2 separate regions of the Mus musculus genome follow, and region 2 is linked to region 1. The links are chromatin loops, found by intact Hi-C in ENCODE. Cell type or tissue: heart. All regions are shown on one strand. Each heading gives the region's core, and the rest is flanking DNA. Links, peaks and the distances in the headings are about the cores only. Region 1 has its middle 4.9 kb from the start of Sipa1l2. Region 2 overlaps Disc1 (disrupted in schizophrenia 1).

Region 1 (4,395 bases), core at 210-4,209:
AGCCTCTCACAACAGGGTGTGGCCATGTGAGTACAATAGCAAATGCCAGGTCCTGCATCATTTGGGTTTTTTTGGTTGATTGGTTGGTTGGTTGCTTTTTGTTGTTATTGTTGTTTTGAAACTAGGTATCTCTATGCGCTTCTGGCTGTCCTGACCTTGCTGTGTAGACCACACTGGCCTTGAATTCACAAAGATCTGTCTGTCTCTGCCTCCCAAGTGTTGGGAGTAAAGTTGTGCACCACCACACCTGGCAAGAATGTATCTATTTATGTCTATTCATGTATTTTGTGCTTATGGATGTTTTACCTGCATGTGCATTTACACACCAGAAGAGGGCATTAGATGCCACAGGACTACAGTTATAGACGGCTGTGAGCTGCCATGTGGGTGCTGGGAATTGAAGTAAAGATCTCTGAAAGAGCAGTCAGGGCTCTTAACCACTCAGCCACCCCTCCGGCCACAACAGGGTTTTAAGAAGTGGCTTCAGTGGCTGGAGAAATGTATCATCAGTGGGTAAAGCCCTCGGTGTGTGGGCCTGATGTCCTAATTGGGATATGCCACTAGTCCTGACCAAAGCAAGGCCTGTATTCGTTTGAAGTGAAAACCAAATGAACAGTGTATTATAGGACCATGTGCTAATTGCCATTGTATGACATAATGTATATACTGTCCCAGGAGTTGGCCCACGAATGCCACCTGTAAAAACCTCAGCTCTGTAAGCACACATGGAAACCTGCTCTTCCCAGGGCACTCTGGTAACAACAGAAGAAGACAGTCTTCCTTAAGTAAGGAGGCAGCTGCCCTCAGGAAGAGGAAACATAGCTGCATTTCTGCAGGGAGCAGATTTAAGCTGTGAAAAGCTGTCATATTTAAAATGTCACCGTGAACCTAAAGTAGCCTAGATCTCCACAGAGACCCAGAAAGACGAATCGGATGGAGTGATCAAACTAAAGGTAAAGTTGGGCATGATAGCCCACACCTGTAATCCTGGCACTTAGGAGACCAAGGCAGGAAGATTGCTGCAAGCTCTAGGCCAGCCTGGGCTACATAGTTTAGTTGCAGGCATGCCTGGGCTACTACTTGAGATCCTGTCAAAAACAAAACAAAAACAAAACCTTATTGACAGGTACCTTTGATCTGACTAAGTTTTTCCTGATCTTAACTGTGTGTTTCACCGATGAGGAATCCTATATGTTGGTCTGTGGCCCACCCCAGGAACCTCTAAGACTTCCAGGATGGTGGATGATTTCTTTTCTGGTGCCTCGGTGTAAGGAGGGAGGAAGGAGGAGCAGAAGCTACAGGTCAACCCAGAAGAGTCTATCACTGCTCCCACTCTGAGTCTGGTCAGCAGAGGACTTAGAAGTTCCCAGGTACTCAGCTCAGAGGACTGAGTCTAGTTTGGAAGTGTGTGTAGCTACAAAGTAGCATCTTATGTATGTGTGTAGCCATATAAGTAACATCTTATATATGTGTGTAGCTAGATACATAAGTAACATCTTATATATGTGTATAGCTACATAAGTAACATCTTAAAATTCTAGTTTCTCCTCTAAATAGGTAAAGTGGATGATAAAGGCCCAAGGACAGAGGTGAGTGAGGCCTCTGAGTACAGAAAACAGGGCAGGAGCCATGTTCACTGTTTCCACTGCCTGACTTAGGATGGGGCTGGGCAAGAAGTTGGTGACTGAGAGACAGCACATGAACGCATTGCAGGAAGACAAGGGGGCTGCTTCTCCTACATCACACCAGAGCAGACTTCAGGGTCACACCTTCATCCTCTAAGTGTGTTCCTAAGACACACTAAGCCAGTGTCTTTTACTTTGTTATTGCACAATAACAATGCATTGTACATTGGACTGATCTGTGAGCAGCTGTTATTTCTCACCACTAGATGGCGTCTACCAATAGTGAGGTTCAGGAGCTGCACACGCAGTCTGCCAAGCAATAATTCTTGAGAGATCGATACAAGAAAACATTTATATCCATTTATATACATGTGTATTCACTTTGTACCTGTGATTTCTTTTTGATACTGGCTATGAATCTACAGCCACCTGTCATTTGGCAAACCACGGAGGTCTTCAGGAACATTTTAACATTGTCATTTGCATACTAAACAGCTCGGGGGCCATGTAGGTTGGCTGTTGTGTAAGCCTAGTGACCAGAGTTAGATCCTTGGGACCCAGAGTATAAGGAGAAAATAGCCACTTAAAGGTTGTCCACTGACCTCTACATGAGTGCCTAGGTATACTCTGTGCACAGATACAAATGATGGTGGTGATGATGAATTTAATTTTAAAAATAATATGTAAGCATTTTCATTGTGCAAAGCATTACATTAGGCACCTCAAAGTACTTGGTGACAATTCCTGAGTCACTCTGAAATACCAGGTGGCAAAAAAACCAATACGCCCTTGGTTTAAAGAAGTTGGAAGCAATATGGGGAAAACACTGTGCCGGTGCATTGCTTCTTGTCTGGTCTCTGCTCTGGGGGAAGTTCTTGTTTGTCAGCTTCCATGACACAAGCCTTGAGAAAGTCAATTTAGAGAATTTGCTCCACGCTCACTTGCCTCTCCGGCTTCTGTCTCTGTTGCAGTGAGGTAAAGCAGCAAGGTGGACTGCCTTGAATAGAGCAGAGCTGCTCACCTTAGCGAGGAAAGGGAGCACAGAAGTGGGGGAAACCCATTTGAAGCACAGTCTGAAGGGCCTACCTTCCTTTAAAGACCCCCCATTCTAATTTCCCAGTACGCTCCAGCAATAGCCCACCAATTGTAGACAGGCGAAGGATCGATTCGCCGATGACGTCAGAACCCTTGTGTTCCAGTCTTCACAGAGCCCCGCCTCTGAACGCAGCCCCACAGGGAACCAACCCTTAAACCCATGAACCTTTGAGGGCATTTCAGATCTGAATCCTACCACGGTCTCATCCAAATGCAGAGGTGGAAATGTTTACAACACTTAAAACACAGAAAGAAACAGATGTTTGGGGGAGATTCTTACAAGTTACAAGGGAGAAATGAGGAGGAATATAAAATATCTGTCAAGTCCCGGTAGTTACCGCACCCCAGTTCCACGTGGAGATGCCTCCTCCGCCTGACATCTGCTTGTCTGCCTTATAGCTACACTCCTTACTTCCGGTGGGGACCTCAATGGAAAAAATGCTGGCGAGAGACAGAAAAGCAAGAAGAGCAAAAGGCAGCCAAAGAGTCACCAAGTGTGGCCAAGGGCAAGCTGTGCCAATTCTAGCCACAAACCTGAAGACTGGATACATGAACATGCTTTTGTTGTTGAGAGAGTTCATGTCTCAAAGCCAGTGTGCAATTAGAGAGAAGGGAGCCAGGCGTGGTGGCTCATGCAGGTAATCTCCGCTCTCAGGAGCTTGAGACAAGAGGATTGCCCTGAGTTTAGAAACAGAACAAGAACCTCCCAGAAAGAGAAGGAAACATAAAACAAAGCCAAAGGACCTTGGTCCTCCTGACCCCAATGTTCCCAGAAACTGAAATCAGAGAATCAGCCAAAAAAAAAAAAAAAAAAGAAAGAAAGAAAGAAAGAAGGAAGAAAAAGAAAAGAAAAGAAAAAAGAAACCTGACAGCAACAACATTTTACTTCCTTATTTCCAAAAATGGTAAGGAATGACTAAGCAAGGGGCTTGTGGCAGCCACCACAGGGAAGCATCCAACACTCTCCCCTCAAGTGAATCACGGATTTTGTCTGTGGCTCAATGGTGGACACCCAGTCTATCAAGCTCCCTCCCCTCCCCCAGACTGTGTTCGCTAAGCATCCGGGATAGATGTTGTGATGATATGCCACACTGTGGCTGCCAGTCCCTCCTGGGGTGCCTTCTTTCTCTGGCCTCCATGATCCAGAAAGGAACTATCACCAGCCGGTGACTCTCTAGATCCACAAGAATATCTCACATCGACTGTTTCCAAACCCCTGCTAACTTGAGACCTCACTAGGCTCTGTCTGCTGCAGTTCCTGCTTCAGGAACAGGCTACCAATTCATCTGGCATGGCCACCAGACTTCTCCCCTGCTCTCTGCCCTCTTGCTCTCCTCCAGCCCTCAGTCAGGCCTTCTGTGTTCTCATGTGCCCATCTGTGTTTCTGGTCCAATTCTGCCCCCACACTATCCTATGTGACCTGGAAAGCAGCAGAAGTTGTCTGTCCATTTCACTGTCTGTATGTCTTGTCTCCTGCTGGATCTCTTCCAATCCCTCTGCTCCCTTGTGCTCTTGCATGCCCTCCCTCATGGGATCAATCACTACGCCTTGTTTCAGATCCCTCAAGGGTTCCCTGCAGTCCCAAGAGAAGCCTTATGTCTTGGTCTGGCCCATCCTGTGTCCCAGCCTCCAGCACGATTCCTGTCCTCTCTCCTCCACAGAGCTGGTCATCACC
Region 2 (4,395 bases), core at 229-4,228, 460 kb before region 1:
ATTGCATTTCTTGGCTATTATGTAAAACGCGATGAAAAATGACTCTCGAAGATGTTGATGGCTGCAGCCAGAGAGGCCCCATCGGGTGCAGACTGGTCACCTGTCTCTAAGAATATTGCTCATACCATGTATTCTGTCATCCCACGGGCAGATACATAACTGGAATCCAATCTACTTAGCAAGATGTCTTTATGTAAAGTTTCTGCTTCATAAATACTTACGCGAATGCTCGACTGTTCATTTGTTGTCCTTCTGGGTGTTTTTGTAGCGCAGTAGTAAAGCGGGCCCTTAGTACTGATGGACTAAGGGTAGCGGATGAGCCTCGTTAAACGTTAATAGATTTATGTGTATGATGGTTAATCTTTCTTGTCAAAGGGATCTTGAATCATATATATTTCTGGGTGTTTCTTCAAGAGTGTTTCCAGAGAGGTCTGAGGAGGGAATACCTGCCTTCAATATGGGAAGCACCATTTCACAGGCTGGGGACTTGGACTTCACTGAAAAGGAGAAAGCGAGCTGAGTGCCAGCATTCATCTCGTTTTGCCTCCCGACTCTGGGTGCCACATGACTCCTGGCTGTGGACTCCATGTGACCAGCTGCCTCAAGGTCCTGCCACCTTGACCAGTGAGCTAAAATTAATCCCCCCTTGTGTGGGGGTCAGGTGTTTTGTCACAGCAACAAGAAAATTAACTGTGATCATAAAATTAACAGCAATAAGAAGATTAACCATTAACAACACAGTGACCTAACAAATCCTCTTGCTCTGAAGTAGAGTGAGGTGACGGCTGGCGTTTCTGTCCTGAAATCCTCTGTCGTGTAATATTCGCACCTGCAAGAGATTTTGCCAGTCAGAAGGTTTTCTTCAATGTCTGGTTTTTCTCACTGCTTGTGGGCACCTTTTCTTTTTGATGAATTTCGAATTTGTTCACTTGTTCTTGTTATTCATCTCTATTTACAAAGTGTAAACACTATTTCTCTTTCTTATTACATTATTTCTGTTAAATCATTGGCCAGCTGCATTTGTTGGACACCCATGTGTGCAGCATATTCCTCAGTACGCTGGCCTGGATCTACCACAGGAATTCATTTTGTTTTGTTTTTGTTGTTTTTGTTTGTTTTTTGAGACAGGGTTTCTCTGTATAGCCCTGGCTGTCCTGGAACTCTCTTTGTAGACCAGGCTGGCCTCAAACTCAGAAATCTACCTGCCTCTGCCACCCAAGTGCTGGAATCAAAGGCATGCTCCACCACTGCCCGGCTTACCACAGGAATTCATATTCACTGTGTTGCAGAGCGTTCCAAACAACACAGGGTTAAAAGAAAGAGAGTCAAGGTGTCTTAGTCAATGTTCTGTTGCTGTGAAGAGACCCCGTGGCCAAGGTAGTTCATCTAAAGGAGAGCATTTTGATTGGGGCTGGCTTATGGTTTCAGAGGTTTAGTCCATTGTCAGCATGGCAGGAAGCATGGTGGCATGCAGGCAGACATGGTGCTGGAGAAGGAGCTGAGAGTTCTACATCCAGATACAGCAGGACTCAGAGAGAGACACCGGGCCTGGCTTGAGCATTTGAAACCCAAAGCCCACTCCCAGAGACACATCTCCTCCAACAAGGCCACACCTCCGAATCCCTATCAAATGATGCCACTCCCTAATGACCAAGCATTCAAACCTATGAGTCTACGGGGGCCATGCCTATTCAAACCATCACACAAGGGAAGCAAACCCTGTCTCCTCAACCACTAAAGAGGAGGGAGGAAGAGGAGGCTTCAAAAAGGCTGCACAGGATGCTGGCTTAACTCATAGTGAAAATGACTTACTTAGAAATCAGGGAAGTCACAGGCTGAGCTCACATTTGCCCCTCGTTCTGTGACTATGACTGAACACACAAGTCATTGCAGATCTTTGCTTGGCCACTTGATGGCAGCACGCTATAGCCATGGTGCCTCCTTGCCCTCCAGGACTAAGATCTATGTCTCTAAACAAGGATATGTCCCCAGGCCACTACTCTGTAGCTTCCAAGTCATGAAGTTGATTTAGACATACTTCTGCTGCCCTTTAGGAAAGAATTTGGGTCCCTGGAGAAGAGTCTGTGTCACAGGCTTAGAACCTGTCTCACTCCCAATGCCAGTGACTCCTGCCCCATCCTCCTTCTTCTTCCTCCTTCTTTTCCCCCTCCCTCTCCTCCTTCTCTTTAGCAATGCAATCGCCTGCAGTTGTGACTCTGGATGTTTGGGGATGTGAAGAACTTGTACTGATCTGATTGATGACTCAGGTGCAGCGGAGGCTTCCACTTCCTCTGACAGGGACCTGCAAGAACCTATGCCTGTCCTGTCCCACCCTGGATATCCACCGTCATCACTGACAAGCTGTGGTTTTAGGCGTCACCACCTCAGAGCTATCGTTTCCTTTTGGTAATGATACAGCTTAGAGGGTCTTAGCATACAGTCCCTGGGAACCAGCTCACCTGTTCCCTGCTTCCTCTCACCACAAAGCATTCTGTCAGCACTGTGCTCAGGCCTCACTTTGCTACAAGGGGATGAAGAGGGCTGTCATTATCATCTGTTCTGATGCTCAAGTCATCTGATATATGAACGTCTTCAGGTGGCCCCCTGTGTTCTATTGACAGAGCCTCAGTCTCCCAGTGCTTTCTAAGTGTTTTGGTATAAGATAATCTAGACTCACCTCATCTTGATGCTGTCTCAGCCTGGGGGCTCTGCTTCCGTCCCGGAGGATAATGTTTGCGTCTGGGCTGGCAGTTCTCCAGGCCCTCTGAGTAGAACAGATAGAAGAGATGTGGAAATATATGTGTGTGTACATCCATGGCTCTCTCTGTATCTACTGCGAGTTTGCATATTAGAAGTGATCATCTCCTTCGAGGAGTTCTGAAATCGGATGCAGGGGCTTATCACTGTAGCAAGCACAAAACCAAAGTCAGCTCCGAGGAGGAAGAGGAACGGAAGAGTTCTTACCTGCAGAGGGGAGATGACAAAGTTATTTCCCAGGCAATGGTCTCCCCAAACAAAGGACTCATGGGGGTTTATTTAGCAGGCAGAATCTGTACTTATCACACGCCGAAGTGTCATTCCTGAACATGCTCAGGTTAAGATCATAATTGAAAAAGAAAAGTCACACTGGGCACTGTGGCACCTGCCTTTAACCCCAGCACTCGATGGAGAGAGAGGTAGACCTCTTGTCTGAGGCTAGCCAATGAGTTCCAGAGCAGTCAGAGCTATGTAGAGAGACCCTGTCTTAGAAAAAGAAAAAGAAAGAAAAAGTCTCAAACCATCTGTGTGAAAAATTGAAGTGACAGCCTGACATGCCTCTGGGCGTGCTCAGATTGCCCAATTTTAGCTGAAAATGCCGGGATGGATACTTTAAAGAATTGGCAATGATGCAGGAGTCTTGCCCCATCACTAACTGGCCAGGACAATACAGGTCCTTTCCACTCCTCTTCCCTCCCACAACTATGTAGCCCAAGCTAGCCTCAGACTCACAGCAACCCTCCTTCCTTCCTCAGCCTCCTACTGCTGTAACTCCAGGTGAGCATCACCATGCCCCACGGAAGGTGTGCTTTGTAACAAGATGTGTGCGAGTGCCCAGTGCAACGCCGGGCTGTGGCAGGTGTTCTGACGCCCTTGATGCACCTGCTCATGCGCCTGCAGCCACAGGAACTGCAGTGTCAGCTCTGTGTAGGAATGAAGGGGAGAGCTCTCAGAACCCTGGCGGGGCAGCCCTGTCTAGGCCGGAGGCAGAAGAAATGGAAATGGAGGAAGCTTGAGGGTGTGCGCAGGGTGTGAACACGCAGGCTGAGCGCAAGGAAGGCTCTGAACCAAACTCCCTGCTGGGAGAACACCCAAGACCATGTGAGGCAGGACAGCATCAAACATGGCTTCAGACACCTTTTCCATATATATGCACACACACACATACACACACACACATGTGTTTGCATATGTGTGGACAGATGTATGTGTATGCAGAGATAAGTATGCCCATGCATGTGGAGACTTTAGGTTGATATAGGGAATTTTTCTCTATTGTTCATATCTGCATGTGTGTGCATGTGTGTTTGAATGTGTGTATGTTTGTGTGTGTATGGATGAGTATGCTCATGAATATGGAGACCTTTGGTTGACATAGGGAATCTTCCTCTATTACTCATGTTTGCATGTGTGTGTGTACATGTGCATGTGTGTATATGTGTGTTTGCATGCTTATGCAGGGATGAGTATGCTCATGCATGTGGAGGCCCTAGGTTGCTATAGGGAATCTTGTGTGTGTGTGTGTGTGTGTGTGTGTGAGTGTGCATGTGTGTATGTGTGCGTTTGCATGTGTGTGCAGGGATGAGCATGCTCATACATGTGGAGACCCTTGGTTGATGTAGAGAATCTTCCCCTGTT

The links. A loop is a pair of places that touch in the nucleus more often than their neighbours do. Peaks named below come from ENCODE experiments on the same cell type or tissue, not always from the same donor. Only the 100,000 strongest peaks of a DNase experiment are listed, where the experiment ranks them.
Region 2: a loop joins it to region 1, with 2.6 times the contacts of the local background. A loop is called at or near these places in 7 of 42 quality-filtered maps.

The regions. Positions count from the first base shown.
Region 1 is chr8:125,572,610-125,577,004 of GRCm38, forward strand. No RefSeq gene overlaps it. Among named protein-coding and RNA genes, the nearest start is that of Sipa1l2, 4.9 kb to the left of the region's middle. In heart, for the core only: a CTCF peak has its summit at 1,884 (motif pointing right); no DNase peak of the experiment used is centred there; H3K27ac peaks cover 802 bases.
Region 2 is chr8:125,114,911-125,119,305 of GRCm38, forward strand. The region is part of intron 3 of Disc1 (disrupted in schizophrenia 1); the gene reads left to right. Among named protein-coding and RNA genes, the nearest start is that of Disc1, 63 kb to the left of the region's middle. In heart, for the core only: a CTCF peak has its summit at 1,910 (motif pointing right); no DNase peak of the experiment used is centred there; H3K27ac peaks cover 722 bases.